Regions from separate parts of the Homo sapiens genome. Here region 1 is linked to region 2. Evidence: read pairs that join two places in POLR2A ChIA-PET (ENCODE). Cell type or tissue: OCI-LY7. All regions are shown on one strand. Region 1 holds the start of LINC02176 (long intergenic non-protein coding RNA 2176). Region 2 overlaps CRISPLD2 (cysteine rich secretory protein LCCL domain containing 2).

The links. ChIA-PET counts read pairs that join two places held together with the same protein. Peaks named below come from ENCODE experiments on the same cell type or tissue, not always from the same donor. Only the 100,000 strongest peaks of a DNase experiment are listed, where the experiment ranks them.
Region 1: POLR2A ChIA-PET joins it to region 2 with 8 read pairs; 6 of 35 experiments call an interaction of 5 or more read pairs at or near these places.

Annotation. Positions count from the first base shown.
Region 1 is chr16:84,921,429-84,929,428 of GRCh38, forward strand. It overlaps LINC02176 (long intergenic non-protein coding RNA 2176), which reads left to right and starts at 6,547. Exons shown (of 4, transcript XR_933830.2): 1 at 6,547-7,177. In OCI-LY7, CTCF peaks have their summits at 3,879 (motif pointing right) and 4,097; DNase peaks (open chromatin) are centred at 1,113 and 3,903.
Region 2 is chr16:84,860,994-84,868,993 of GRCh38, forward strand. It overlaps CRISPLD2 (cysteine rich secretory protein LCCL domain containing 2), which reads left to right. Exons shown (of 15, transcript NM_031476.4): 7 at 5,904-6,047; 8 at 7,858-7,918. Among named protein-coding and RNA genes, the nearest start is that of CRISPLD2, 45 kb to the left of the region's middle. In OCI-LY7, no CTCF peak of the experiment used is centred here; a DNase peak (open chromatin) is centred at 3,728; H3K27ac peaks cover 1,507 bases.

The sequences.
Region 1 (8,000 bases), 60 kb after region 2:
TGGGAGGCTGAGGCAGAAGAATCGGTTGAACCCAGGAGACAGGTTGCAGTGAGCGGAGATCGCGCCATTGCGACCACCCTCAGTTCATAGATAAAGAAACTGAGGCACAGGGCTTTTATGTGATTTGCCCAAGGTCTCCCCACTATTAAAAGACAGGGCCACCAGGCGCAGTGGCTCACTCTTGTAATCCCAAAACTTTGGAAGGCCAAGGCCAGAGCATTACTTGAGTCCAGGAATTGGAGACCAGCCTGGGCAACAAGGCAAAACCCCATCTCTCCAAAGAATACAAAAATTAGCCAGGCATGATGGGGTGCACCTGTGGTCCCAGCTACTTGTGAGGCTGAGTTGGGAGGATCACTTGAGCCCAGGAAATCGAGGCTGCAGTGAGCCAAGATCACACCACTGCACTCCAGCCTGGGTGCCAAGATCACACCACTGCACTCCAGCCTGGGTGACAGAACGAAAGCTTGTCTCAAAAAGAAATAAATAAAGAGGCAGGACCAGGACTTGAATCCACATCTGTGTCACTTCAGAGGCCCCGTGTGCCCTTTCATCCAAACCAGTGGGTCTCCCGCCAGCCGCCCACAAGTCCCTGGAAACGTCTAAGCATCTGCGCCCCACCTTCGGGGACTCGGCTACAATCTAAGCTGAGTGCCCATGCATGGAGGACCCAGCTCTTCTGCCTCAACTAAATCAATAGTACCAGTAGAAGTATCGTAGTAATAATAGTAACTGTACTGATAACAATGGCAGTCGTGACAGCAACCGTAGTAGTGGAGGTAGTAGTAGTAATAGTGCTATGAGTGGAAGCAGTTGGATTTTGTTGGGGGTTGCCTGGTATTGGAAGCTGCCTCTCGCTGCCCTACACCAGGGGTTCTCCTGCACCGGCCTGGATCGAAATCCCTTGATGGGCTCTTAAAAATATAGATTGCCAGGCCCAGCCCCAGAGCATCTGACTCAGGAGTTCTGGGGTGGGGCCTGAGAACCTGCATTCTAACAAGCCCCAGGGGATGCTGATTGGGCTGACCCAGGAACCCCGCTTTGTGAGCCGCTGCTCTGGGCCAGTCCTTCCTCCCTGGAGGAAACTCTGTCATGTACACAAGCGCATGTTCATTCAACCCTCACTCAGCACTCAGCACGGGCCAAGTGCTGTGCTAAGCACAGAGGGTGACAAGGCAAAACAGACAAGTCCTTGCCCTTGGAGAGCTTCAGTCCCATCGTCTGCTCTTCTGGCTTTGACAGCAGGGACCCTCTGGGGCTGAGAGGGGCCTTGGGGAGTAGATAAGATGCCTGTTGGCGGGAGAGGACCTGCCTGCCCTGGGAAAGGCTCAGTTTGTTCTTGGTCCTTCAGCGAATCCATTGTCCAAACCTCCCCTCTAAACCAGTTACATAAGTGTTCCCTGAGGTCCGGAAACTTCCAGATGGCCCCGCGGCCCACCCCACCAGCTGGTCCTGGGATGTCAGCTCCGGTCGCTTCCCGGGCCCTGGAATTCCCAGAGCAGCCAGACACAAAGCAGCTGTCTAAACGTCAGGAAGGCCAGGCACGCCGAGTGTGAGACGGGCTGACAATAGCCTGTGTGTACTCCTGGCCCCTCTCCAACAGCAGCTGGGCCCAGAGGGCGGTGGGGGCACCAGTGCCAACAAGGACGGAGCAGGGTCCCCATGACCCCAAACATCTGGGCCCCCAGCACACACCAGCTGTCCATCAGCCCCAGAGGGAGGTGCGCCAGCAACCTCCACCTTAGCCAGAACAGTCCACCCTGTCCCTGCCTTTCTGCTTGGACACATTCCTGGTCACTTCTGGTTGACAAACCTCCCCCCACCTGCTCCCAAGCCATCCTCAGCATATCAGGGAACCACCAGGGGCATCAGAATCACTCAGAAAATGTGTCTAGAATGCCCATTCCTGGGCCCCATCCACAGTCTAATCCCATAGGTCTGAAAGCCGGCCCAGGAGTCTTTAGTTTTACAAAGTCCCAGGCAACTTTGATGCAGGAGTTCCTCAGGCCATACTTTGAGAAACACTGACACATTATATGACATATGATCTATATGCAAGGGAGAATATTTTATATCTATATATGGTTGTCCATATCTACCGCCTGTCTACTTACCTATAGACAGATGATGGATGATAGATGCCGACGTATCCCAGGACACTCAAGTCTCCACCTCACCTTCACATGGCTTTCTCCCCTTGTTTCCTAGAAGGACACCTGTCACTGAATGTGGGGCCCACCCTAGTCAAGAATGATCCCACCTCGTGGATCACAAGGTCAGGAGATCAAGACCATCCTGGCTAACATGGTGAAACCCCGTCTCTACTAAAAATACCAAAAAAAATTAGCCAGGCCTGGTGACGCGCGCCTGTAGTCCTAGCTACTCCGGAGGCTGAGGCAGGAGAATGGCGTGAACCTGGGAGGTGGAGCTTGCAGTGAGCCAAGTTTGTGCCACTGCACTCCAGCCTGGGCGACAGAGCGAGACTCTGTCTCAAAAAAAAAAAAGAAAAAAAAAAAAAAGAATGATCCCACCTCAAAATCCTTAACTTCTTAACACCTGCAAAGACCCTTTCCCCAGATGAGGTCCCAATCGTAATTCTTTGAGGTTAGTATGTGGACGGATCTTTTTGAAGATTCAAACTAGTACAATGGTATGTTATAAACTAATAGTTTATATTAGTTTAATGTAAACTATTCTAAAGAATATAGATATTCTCCTTGAAAATTGGATCTCGCCAGGCATGCTGGCTCACGTCTGCAATCCCAGCACTCAGGGAGGCAGAGGCAGAAGGGTCACTTGAGCCCAGGAGTTCAAGACCACCCTGGAGAACATAGGGAGACCCCATCTCTGCAAAAATAACAGGGGGGAAAAACAAGTTTGAAAATTGGACTTCAAGCAAAAAACACAGGAAAGACATTTGAATTCAAGTCCCCCAGAGGACACAGCCTCAGGCTGCCTCTGGGCCCCTCTTCAAAGTGGGCGGGCTTTGCACTACAGCCAAGCAGAGCAGCCAATCAAATGGTTAGATTTTTCTTAAAGGTCACAAACCTTCCGTTATGGTCTGCTTGTAAGCCCCGTGCATGCTTCACGCCCTCGCGATTTCTCTCCTTCCATCCCCGGCCTCTCCACCCCACTCCTTTCCTGGCCCCTGCTAACTGGCTGACCTTGGACCTCTTCCCTTCTGCCCGGGCTCCCTCTCCCCCGCAGTCATCCCATCCCTTGCGTTACACGCCATCTGCATGTGTGCCCCCTGCCCCACGCCACGTCTTCAGCTCTTGCCTCTCTGAGGCCCAGATCCACAGAGCCCACTGGCCAATGGCCATCTCCACGCCTTGGCTGATGCCTCTTACCCTGTCTGGGCTTCCATTGCCTGGCATGTAAAGCAATGATGACTTTGGAGGGCCACTGTGCACGTGCAGGAGGCGACAGCAAAGACGCTCAGCACGTGGTAAGCGCTGAAGGTCTGAGGATGGTGTCTTCTAAAGCAGCATGCAAACAGCACGGCCGCTCCCCTCGAGGGGGAGGAGCCTTTGGGAAGCAGGCCCGTGGCCAGGTCCTCCCAGGTTCAGGGGTCAGGGTACACAGCTGTTCAGCAAGACTCTTGGGAGGACCCTCCCCTTCCTTCCCTGGTGCCTGAAGCTTCAAGTCTTGGGCAGAGCCTTCCTGTTCTTTAGCAATGAGCCGTGGGATTTAAGTGTAAATCTCCCCCAGGAGACAAGAATCAAGGACTTGGACTTATTCTCACTAAAGTGCATATGACTGACAGCAGATCAGTTCCCAAGAGAGAGCACGTACGAGGACCCCGGCAGTGGGGTCGAGCTTGGTGCCCCGGCTTCAGACAGCGCTCAAGGGTCTCATCACCCTCAAAGGGGGCAGTGCAGAATTGCCCACCACCAGGGGGCAGCAGAGCACCAGGGTCCAATTGCTACCACTCCCCGGAGGGGTGAGAATGGCTGCCTGTAACCCCAACCCATCTAGGCAGCCCCTCTTCCTTCCAGTCCAATATGTGCTCCATCCGCACACCCCAGGGGTCCAGAGAGGCCTCCAGGGAAGCAGGAACCCCATTTCTTAGAGGCCATTGAGCCCAAGTAGTGACTGAAGCCCTTGACCTGTTATCCAAGAAAGGGTCCCGCCCCCATCCCAGGGGCCCAGCCCCCATCCCCAGGACTTCTTAATGCCTTAAAGAGGGGTCCCTGGGCCAGAAGCAGCAGCCTCACCTGGGAGCTTGTTGTAAATGCATATTCTCTGGCCTCACGCCAGACCAGCAGAACCAGACTCTCAGGGAGTGGGCCTGCAATGCAGGTTTGAAGAAGCCCTCCAGGAAATTCTGATGCAGCTCAAATATGAGAACCAATGAATCAGGCCAAATAGGAACACTGCCTTCATTTGCACAGCCAGTGTTGCCATCAGGAAGGACAACATGCGGTGGTGGCAGCGCCCTGCACTACGAGGAGGCTGACCTGGAACGAGGGCACTGGACTCTGCGGGCCTGGCCTGTGCTGGCTGCAGTAGGTGGTTCATATGTCCTGATGGAGGAATGAGCTGGGAATGGTCACGGCCTCGACACACAGCGCCCATGACCCAGCTCCCATCGAATCCAGAAGGAAGAGTTAAACGTACCCTCGGGGTTGCCAGTTCTCCAAAATGAGTGCTTCTGTGGCTGGAAAGGAGCCTCAGTGCTCTGCAGACTGGGCACTTCAGTAGAGGCCACTCATCAGGAAGCATCAGAAGGGAGGGGACCCCACGGCCTGGATTCAAATCCCTGATTCATACGAGCTGGGATTTGAATCTACTCGGGTTTCACAACCTCTCCGATCCCCAGCTTTCCCGCTCTGTCCACTGGGGACAGTAACAGAACCGACCAAATAAGCTTGTTGTGGGGACAAAATAAGATCATTCATGAGACACCCTGGCCCGTAGTAAACATTCACCAATATCAGCGAATTTTCTTAATAAACAGGTCATGTAAGTTGTAAAAATCTATGTGTTCTCAATCTGGCTGTTCCTCTAAAGGTTAAACATAGTGTTTCCAAAGGACCCAGCAATTCCACTTGTGAGTTTACGCCCAAGAGAAATGAAAACTTACGTTCACACAAAAACGTGTGCAAGAATGCTCTTGGCAGCACTATTCACAGTAGCCAAAAAAAGTGGAAACAGCCCACATGTCCATCAGCTGATGATGGAGAAACAAAAAGTGCTCCATTCACTCAATGGAACATTATTTGGCCATGAAGAAGGAATGGTGTTCAGGTATGTGTGACAATGTTCACGACCTTGAAGACGTGGTGCTGAGTGAAAGAAGCCAGACACAAAGAACCACAGACTGCATGACGCCATTTATAGGAAACGTCCAGAACAGGCAAATCCAGAGAGACTGAAAGTGGATTCATGGTTAGCAGGGGCTGGAGGAAGTTGGGGAATTGGGGATGATGGTTAAGGTACAGGGGTTTTTTTGGGGGGAAATAAAATATTCTAAAGAGGATTGTAGTGATGGCTGCACACCTCTGTGGATACACTAAAAACCACTGTACTGTGGGCTTTTAACAGGTGAATTGTGTGGTATGTGAATTATACCTCAAAAAAAAGCTGTTAAAAAAAAAAAAATCCATGCTTCTCCCATGAGATTCTCTAGAGCTATTTTAATTGTTAATGAGAGAAAACAGGTGCACCCCATGAACATTATAATTTTTCCCAAACTGATCCCTAAGCAAAAGAGTTTAGAAAAGGTGCCTGAGGCCACGTGCAGTGGCTCACGCTTGTAATCTCAGTGCTTTGAGAGGGAGGCCGAGGCAGGCGGATTGCTTGAGGTCAGGAGTTCGAGACCAGTCTGTGCAACATAGGGAGACTCTTATCTTTACAAAAAAATTTTAAAAATCAGCCGGGCATGGTGGCGTGAGCCTGTAATCCCAGCTACTTGGGAGGCTGAGGCAGGAGGATTGCTTGAGCCCGGGAGTTTGAGGCTGCAGTGAGCCAGGATCACACCACAGCACTGCAGCCTGGGCAAGACAGCAAGACCCTGTTTCAAAACAAAGAAAGAAAGAAGAAAGAAAAGAACAAAAAGAACAGGTGCTTGAGCTCCATTCCACGTCCAGGTTAGGGGCTCTGTCACAAGCCCTCCTTCAAGTGGCCGGGCCTTCATTGCACACCAAAGCAAAGCAGTGCATTGAGTATTGCATTTGTTTAAAGGCCACAGACTTTCCCGTCAGATTTGTCTGTAAACTCCATATAGTCCTGGAAGGGCGCTAGGCCCCCCTGAGTTCCTCAGGGGTTCAAGGGTAACTTATCACCAGAAAAACTCCAGCGTCTCCAGGCCCAGAGAGTCAGGCTGGGAGCCCGCAGCCATCCATGAAGCCAGCTCCAGGGAGGTCTGGCCTTGAGCCTGCCCCGGCCTTATCTCCGAGAGGATATGTTCTCGCCCTACTCCAAGTGTTTGTCCAGAAGACCAAGGCCCAGGCAGGGTCCCGAAAAGGGAAGCGACACCCTTCAGTGATGAGAGGGAAGCGTCCGCAGCCCAGCCCTGGCAGAGTCACGGAGAGAACGGATGGGGCTCCTGGCACAAGGACCCTGCGTCTTCTGTCCCCTCCCTCACTCAGACCCTCCCACAGGGTGCCCTCGCCATCCCATTGACCTTCAGGCTGTGAGGGTGGCCTTTGGGTTCCCCGCCTTGGCCCCTGGCCACCTGCACGTCCTGCCCCTCCTCCCACTCCCAGGCGCCTCTGGGCCTCCGCTCAGGCCGTCAAACCCAGCTCCACCAGGCCCCGGCCGTGTGCCCTTGGACAAGTGCCGTCTCCAGAGCCTCAGCCCCCTGTTTGCAAGAGCTTGTGAGCTAAAGCGTGCCAGGCCCTGAGTGCGAGGCTGGGATGAACTGGCATTCCTGCTGGCTCTGGCCTCTGGGACAGCACCTCCTCCAGCTCACTGCCCTCCACCCTTCCAGCTACAGCTCCCTCCGGTGCCCCAGAACCGCCCGGCACTCCGGGGCTCCCAGGTTCATCTGGGCATGACTCCGCCCTCCCGACAGAGCCCTCTGCACACCCCCTCCCCACCCTGGCCCATCGCAGCTCTTCACGAAGACGCTTCATGGAATGGGTGATTTTCCTAAGCACTTTTCTTTCCATGATCTCATTTGGTCCTCACAGCACCTGGAGGAGGGCAGACAGGCTGTTGCTCCATTTTACAGGTAAGAAACGGAGGCTCGGAGCCCTGGGCTCCAGGCCAGCCTTCTCCCCTTCAGCTTCAGGGGGTTTCAAGATGGGGGAAGAGGGGCGCTGGCCAGGGGTTAAATGGTCTGCTGTCCACAGCCCCTGCATGGCCTATTACTCAGAACGGTCCTTTGAAAAGACACCCTTTAAACAAAGCCTCCCAGCCCAGCCAGGGGGAGCGGTGCCATTTCCCTGGGCCTGGCTTGACCCATCCCAAGGGTGGGGCTGTGCATTCGCTGACTCAGTCCTGGTCCTGGGCCGGGGATCCGGCCAGAGCCAGAGCCGCTCAGCCTCCCTGGCCCAGCCTCAGACCCACAGCACCGGCTCAGTTTATCTTCCTTGTCAGGAAAAGAGGGAAGTGGCCCTAGGGACGCTAAGGGCCACTCTTCTGGAAGAAAATGTGGACAAGCTGTTCAGGCCAGTGAGAAGGGATGGTTCTTTGCAGCCAGTTCCTGCAACAGCCCAGAAACAGAAAATAGAGCCGCCCAGGGGCTTCGATGCCAAGCCAGACCCGGGTCTGCACCCAGCTCCTCCAGCTCCCAGCACCGTGACCTTGGGAGACCTTGGGAGACCTTGGGAACCCCTCCAGCCCGTTTCCTTATCTACAAAATGGAGAAAAGGCTGCCTAATAATTATCCTTGTAGGGAAGGGCAATCAGGATGTTGAAAGGAGGTTGTGTAGTCTAGGAAATGTTGGGCACAGTGCCAGACACATAAGTAGTCCTCGAAGAACGTCACTTATTTTTAAAAAGCTTGCTTATTGGTAAAATTCACCAGAAATCCTCCAGGGAGAGGCAGAGTG
Region 2 (8,000 bases):
CTTCATTATGTTCCTTGGTTCTCCACATATAGTCAGAGGTATTCAGTCTAGAGTCACTGAACTCCCCTCTCAGGAGCGCTGAATCAGGAGTGTCAAATGCATTTATTGTGCATAACTCTCCAAATAGCTCATGCCAAGGACTCCCAGTGTTCTCCATACTATTAGAAGTAGAGTCCTTAGCATTTTGGGATCTAATCATATTAAGCAGCCAACTCCAGAAACCCTAAAACCAATGAAAGAACTCCATCCTTAATATTGTGTTCCTCTAGAACCACTCCTGGTACCAAAATCTGTATTCGTCGGGGTTCTCTAGAGCAACAGAACTAATAGGATATATATATATAGGGGAGTTTATTAAGGAGTGTTAAACTCACACAATCACAAGGTCCCACAGTAGGCTGTCTGCAAGCCGAGGAGCAAGGAAGCCAGTCCGAGTCCCAAAGCTAAAGAACTTGAAGTCTGATGTTCGAGGGCAGGAAGCATCCAGCATGGGACAAAGATGTAGGTTGAGAGGCTAAGGCAGTCTCGCCTTCTCACATTTTTCTTCCTGCTTTATATCCTAGCTGCTATGGCAGCTGATTAGATGGTGCCCACCAAGACCCAGCCCACTGACTCAAATGTTAATCTCCTTTGGCAGCACCTTCACAGACACACCCAGGATCAATACTTTGCATTCTTCAATCCAGTCAAGCTGACACTCAGTATTAACCATCACAGGCCAGGAGTTCTAGATCAGCCTGGACAACATAGCGAGAACCCATCTCTACAAAAAATAAATAGAAAATTAACCAGGTGTGGTCACGTGCACCTGTGGTCCTGGCTGTGGCCTGGGAGGCTTAGATGGGAAGATCGCTTGAGTCCAGGAGTTTGAGGCTGCAGTAAGCCATGATGGCGCCACTGCACTCCAGCCTGGGCAACACAGCGAGACCCCAACTCTAAAAACATAAAACAGACATTTGAACAAGAAAGTAAAAGCAAACAACGTGATATTCCAAATGAGCTCACTAGTGGGAAGTACCTGCAATGTGGACAGCTGGGTAGGATCAGTCCTCCCGGGCTGTTTGACCCTTTACTCCTGTGTCCTTGCCCCCATTGGCCTCCCCTTTATGCATGTGTCTTGCTGGTGCTCCCCTGACTGTGCTAGAGGTTTCTCGCCCCCACTCCCACAGCTCTCAGAACTGGAGCTGTTGGGGCGGTGCGATTTTCTACCTAGTTCACCTTTTTTTTGAGTCATGGCCTCCCTTTGTTGCCCAGGCTGGAGTGCAGTGGCGTAATCTTGGCTCACTGCAGCCTCAACCTCCCGGCCTCAAGGGATCCTCCCATCTCAGCCTCCCGAGTAGCTGGGACTATAGGCACATGCCACCATGGTTAATTTTAAAAATTTTTTGTAGAGACGGGATCTCACTATATTGCCCAGGCTGGTCTCAAACTCCCAAGCAATCCTCCCTCCTTGGCCTCCCAAAGAGCTGGGATTACAGGCGTGCACCATCATGCCCGCCCACCATTTCTTCACTGGTTCCCATTTAGGATGTTTCCACTTCTGCTACTATAAATAACACAGGTTTCTGGTGCCTAAAGCGTTTCTCATGTCTTGGGATATTTCCTCAGGCTTTCAGAAGTTATGTCCCCGATGGGGCATGGCTGGTCCATGGTGCTGACCATGCTCGTGTGGCCCAGGCTTTTTTTTTTTTTTTTTTTTTTAACGTGGCTCCACTGGCAGCCTTGCCATGACCGAGGGGCCTTGCAGAGACTTGGGTGGGCTCCGCTGGCAGGGAAGGGTGGGGTAGATGTGGGATCAGGCTGGTGGGTTCTGGAGTGAAGAACAAGTGGGCTAGATCAGTGGTCCCAGACCCTCTGAGGAGCCAGGTCCTCTGTTGTCCCAGCCAGCTGTTCATGGCTGACTGCCCGCTGGGGAGAGGGGACATCCTAAGTGGGGATGGGGATGGAAGAAGGAGCGATCTGGACACTAAGACAGACCATGTATCTGGGTCTGGGTCATGTATCACCTGTTGCAGTCTTGGTGTGACCCCCGCCTCCAGGGAGCCTTCCTGGACTTCACAGCCAGACAGTGCACCTGCCCCATGTTCATCAACCCCCAGACTCCTTGGGAACCTTGATCGTCCTGTCGTCTCAGCTGCCAGCTCACTCCAGGGCCTCCGGAGGCACATGGCAGGGGTGTCTTATGTGTTGTTTGAATAAATATGCCAATAGCCACAGAGGGGCATTTTCAAAGAACAAATGTGCACAGAAACCTTAGATGCCAGTTTACCTCCACCAACATAGCTTCATGTACTTATTTTTAAATTTTTGGTAGAAAGTATCCAACTTTCCTTGGCAGACACCCAATTTCTCTAGCTAAGCACGCAGCAAGTCTCCTCTGAAGCAGCTTATCTGCAGAAGCTATTTACCAAGAGCATATCCAGGGTGCCTGGTAAGGCCTTGACCTCTAACGGAGATGGAGCAGGGATAAGGATATAAAAAAAGAGGTATTCTCCCCTCTCACCCCCACCTGTGTGGTGATAGAAGGCGCAGGCTTTGGGGAAAGGTGGTTTGACACCCAGCCCAGGTACTTCCCAGCTGTGCGAGCCTGGGCAGGGCCCTTACCCTCTCTGAGCCTTCTTCCTCATCTGTGAAATGTGGCCAATCATGCCTCTGAAGGCAAATGGGAGGTTGACAGAAGAAAATGCTGGGGATGGCCGGGCGCGGTGGCTCATGCCTGTAATCCCAACACTTTGGGAGGCTGAGGCGGGCAGATCACCGAGGTCGGGAGTTTGAGACCAGCCTGACCAACATGGAGAAACCCAGTCACTACTAAAAATACACAATTAGCCGGGCATGGTGGCGCATGCCTGTAATCCCAGGCTGAGGTAGGAGAATCGCTTGAACCCGGGCGGCGGAGGTTGCAGTGAGCCGAGATCACACCATTGCACTCCAGCCTGGGCAACAAGAGCAAAACTTCCTCTCAAAAAAAAAAAAAAAAAAGAAAGAAAGAGAGAGAGAAAAAAAAAGAAAAGAAAAGAAAGAAAAATGCATGCCGGGGAGGGCCCAGCCAGCATCTGGCCAGTGCTCAGTGAACATTAGCTCCGGGCATGGTCACCAGCTTTAGAGCCAGAAGGGAATCTGCAGAGTGACATAAACAATGCCCTGAGACCCTGGCCCGGAGCAGAATGGGGCACAGAATAACCTTGCCGTGACCTCTGCACGGAATTTCCCCAGGCCCGTGCTGGGCCATACAAGGTGTCTTCATTAGGAGGTACTCGGATCCAGCCCATCCTGCGGGTAAAGCCTTCTACTTTTCATTTGTGGGTGTGAGAGCCAGGACTGTCTGTCTGCCCATTTTCTTAAATAGAGAGTCCTCAAATGCTTTAGACCGCTTTACCAAACTGTCTTCGGCTAAATAAAGCTGCGATTATGAGGTCTAAACATCCTAAAGGCCAGTGGAAGAAAACCCGGCTTATTCTCCAGCCAGCTCCCGCTCTCAGTGAGGGCAAGCCTGAATAGCCTCATTGACGGGAAGAACAGACACGCGCCTGGGCAGCCTCTGCAAACCCGGTGTCTTCCTGAAGCTTCCACCCATAGCTTTTGCTACCAGAGGTGCTTTCAGAGTTCCCTCTTTGAATGTCTTTAAGCTCTGTTGCTGGACATATGCTCTTTTCTTTAGGTGACAGGATTCTCTGGGGGTTTTGGTAGTTCATGCATTTGTGAATTTTGTTGAGCAGCTGCTGTGTGCTGGGTGCCAGGTGTGAGGCAGGCTGGCCCCTGGCCTCTGGAGGTTCGCAGCTGGTGGATGAGGCAGGTGGTGGGGAAATGACAGTTGCGAGCAAGCTGCTGGGGAACAGTGCAGGGTGACCCGTGAGCACATCCAAGATTAGAATTGGAGCTCAGAATGGCTTCCCACCTTCTGACTTAAACCCGTCCCTTCCCCTTGTGGGACAGGACCAGCCTGGGGTGGTGGTTGTAGGGTAGTGAAATTGGCCAGTGAAGCAGCTATGGAGAACCCCAGCCCAGGAAGGCGTCAGGGAGTCAGGCATTTGCCCCTCGTTTGGCTGTTTGGTATTGTGTGGACACAAAATACTTGCTGTGTCCTTTAGCAAAGAAAGCTCATGTATTTTAAGAAGTGGAGCTAAGACTTAGGGATTGAGGAACACCTGATGAAACTTGGATTTTTTTTTTTTTTTTTGAGACAGAGTTTCGCTCTGTCGCCCAGGCTGGAGTGCAGTGGCACGATCTCCACTCACTGCAACCTCCACCTCCCAGGTTCAAGCAATTCTTCTGCCTCAGCCCCCCAAGTAGCTGGGACTACAGGCACCCGCCATCATGCCCAGCTAATTTTTGTATTTTTAGTAGAGACAGGGTTTCACCCTCTTGGCCAGGCTGGTCTCAAACTCCTGACCTCATGCAATCCACCCGCCTCGGCTTCCCAAAGTGCTGGGATTACAGGTATGAGCCACCACACCTGGCCCTGAAACTTGGATTTTAATCCAAAACCACAAAGAGACCTGCGAGCGTGCTCTAGTTATTCTCCTTGAAATTGTTTTCACCCAAATACATCTGTTGCCTTTTTTGCTTGGGGAGCTTGGAGGCCACAGGTTTCCAACTCTGGTCCAAAGACTTCTGTTGGGGCATAGGAGGAGCATGCCATAAGTAAAGGTATTAAGTGTCCCCAGCAGATATGCTCGTGAATTTGTCTTTGATCAGGCCGCTCAGGCAAATGAAAATAGCAGTGTCTTTGCTTTAGCTGGAATTTACAAATTGGTATCCTGGTGGCCTGATTGCAGATTCTGGTGAGCAGTTTGTAGTTGTCTTTCAGGATGAAAACTGGAAGATAAGCTAACTCAGGTTTATTAAGTGCAATGTGTTTGGTTAATTAAAATGTTTTAAAACATGGGTCATGGTCATAGTTGGAGAAATAATAATATACCATGTCCTTGAATAAGGAAAAGATTGTTCTTTCGGATAGTTGGATAGTTCTACATGTTGAGTCTGACATTATTGGACAGTAAAACTCCAGTACAGAAGCAACAATTGAGCTGGTTAAGTGACCCTGACTGGCAGGAGGAGAGAAGGGATGGAAGTGGGCTGGTGTGAGGTGCAGTTGGGGTCTAGGAGCACTGAGGCTGGCCTTGTGCACCGTGATGTGTGCATGATGAGGAAGACCCCTTCCCCAGTGAAAACCCAGGGACAGGGGACTTCCAGCAAGTCCACTATGGCTTTGGGCCAGTGGCCGAGGCAGTTTTGTTTTTTGGTTTTTTTTTTTGAGATGGAGTTTCGCTCTTGTCACACAGGCTGGACTGCAATGGCACAATCTCGGCTCACTGCAACCTCCACCTACCGGCTTCAAGCGATTCTCCTGCCTCAGCACCCCCCAAGTAGCTGGGATGACAGGCGTCCGCCACCATGCCCAGCTAATTTTTGTATTTTTAGTAGAGACGGGGTTTCGCCATGTTAGCCAGGCTGGTGTCAAACTCCTGACCTCAGGTGATCCGCCCACCTCAGCCTCCCAAAGTGCTGGGATTACAGGCATGAGCCACCGCACCCGGCCTGAGGCAGCTTCTTGAAGTTGCTTCGTGGGGGCAGAGGGTCAGGTGGAGGAGGAGATGGGACAAGAAACCATTATGATAACCCAGGTGTGGGCGTGGGGCCTGCTAACCTCTGGGCAGCCTGGCTGATCTTGGGTCCAAAGCAAACACAGTGAGCGGAGAGCGTCCCCGTCTCATCTGGGCTGGTAGAATTCCACCTGGCCAGGTCTGTTCTGAAATGTAACTTTCTCTTTGCCGCTGAAATGATTCTTTGTAAAACCAAACCTCAAACACGTTTAGTTTTCAAATTGCTTTTTTTTCCCCAAAGTGCGTTTTTGTTGAATCCCAGTGTGTTATTTTTTTTCCTCCCTCTCCAATGTTAAGAAGAAACCTACACTCCAAAACCTGAAACGGACGAGATGAATGAGGTGGAAACGGCTCCCATTCCTGAAGAAAACCATGTTTGGCTCCAACCGAGGGTGATGAGACCCACCAAGCCCAAGAAAACCTCTGCGGTCAACTACATGAGTGAGTCTAGGCCGTCCTCCGCCCCTCCTGCCCTCCCAGCCACCTCCAAAGGGGACGGGGTGGGTGGAGGAGGGGAGCTAGTGGATTTAGGTCTGCAAATCCACAGGCAGTGGCAAACAGGGTGCGGCGAAGCTCATGGAGGCACAACCATAAGACGTTTTTCAAAAACGATATTTTTAAGTCATTTCAAAAGCGAGCATTATAGGACTTGTGCTTGGGTGGCATTTTCCCCACACCCAGGCAGGTATTTTAAGGTTAGACCTTCCCTTGTCCTTTCAAAAGGGACCTGGGCTGAAGTTGGGTTCCTCTGGGAAGCGCTGGCCCTGCAGAGGGCAGGCAGCGTCCAGCCTGGCTCTGGAAGGTTCCACTCCTTTCTCACCAGGTCCTGGGTCTGGACTCAGTTGGCGCATCCATGAAGTAGGGGATAGAGATGCCACATCAAGGTTGCCCGGAGGATGAGCTGCAGCAACACGGGTCACCCAGTGCCAGCTGAGGTCTCCCTGTACATTGAGATCATTGCAGAGTTGCCTACAACTCTTTTTTGAGATGGAGTTTCGCTCTTGTCACCCAGGTTGGAGTCCAGTGGCATGATCTCGGCTCACTGCAACCTTTGCCTTCCGGGTTCAAGCAATTCTCCTGCCTCAGCCCCCTGAGTAGCTGGGACTACAGGTGCCCACCACTATGCCCAGCTAATTTTTGTATTTTTAGTAGAGAAAGGGAGATGTTTCCCCCTGGGACTTCCAGGAATCCCCAAAATATTGACTCTTCCCCTGCTCACCTTTGGCCTTTTGGCTCCCTGGGCACCTCAGCTCCCCAAGCTTTTGTTCTGTCTGCCTTCACCGCCCCAGGGTGGAGTTCAGCTCCCCTTCAGCTCCCCCCAGCCACTGCTGCGGGAACTCATTTGCAGCCGCCGTTTCTGCAGGCCGGGGGCTGTGGAGGGGCGTTTTTGCTCAGGCGGGGCTGGAGGGCTGGGCTGGATGCCCTTGGCTCTCCCCGTTTGCCCCGCAAGCCTCAAAGGCCCTAAAACTGGACCCCTCTTTGAGGAACAGCCTCACACCCGCCTTCTCAGAGCCCCTCTCTTCTTTTCATAACTACCATCTCCCCTGCCCCCACCAGTCTTTCTGTCCTCTTCAAACCTCTTTCCCTGTGATGCCGAAGCATTCTGTAGCTTGCTTTGACCAGGAAACCTGCGGAGGCCCTTGTCTGTCCAGGAGTTCAAAACGGTGCCATTGTTTCTTTTAATAACATACAACGTTTATGTCCCTTTTCAAACTATAACACGACTCCGAGACTCTGATATGTTCCCATAAAATAAACAAAGCAAAAAGCTTTGCAAAAGGCATCTTGGCGATGGGGGAGATGACTCGGGTGAGCCTGGCTGGGTCTCCGGCCCCACAGGCTCGGAGCAGCATCCTCCCTACCCTCTCAGGAGTCCTGCCCTGCAGAGCCCTGTGGGACCACAGGCACATCGTGTGTGCCAGGCACCCTGCCAAGGCCAGAGTTCACTTTCTCTCTCAAGGTTCACAAAAGCCCTTGGAGGTGGGTACTGTCACTGTCCGCATTGTCCATATGCGGAAATTGAACCTCAGAGAGGGGAAGCAAATTGTTCAAGGTCACACTGCTACTGTAAAGCGGTGGGCCTGGGGTCTGAGCCCCCAGCGGAAGCCTGCAACCATCAGGCATTGCCCTTGCTCTTAGTATAGCACGGATTGGATTGCAGAATGTTCCAGAATGTCCCTCAGCATGGGGAAGGGTCTTCTCACCCTCCTGGTTTCGTGCCGTGACATGTATTCCCGCATTTCTCTCCTAGCCCAAGTCGTCAGATGTGACACCAAGATGAAGGACAGGTGCAAAGGGTCCACGTGTAACAGGTGAGCCTGTGCTGGGCTGTCCTGCCACTGTAGCCTCTGAGTCTGTGCTGGGCTGTCCTACCACTGTGGCCTCTGGGCCTAT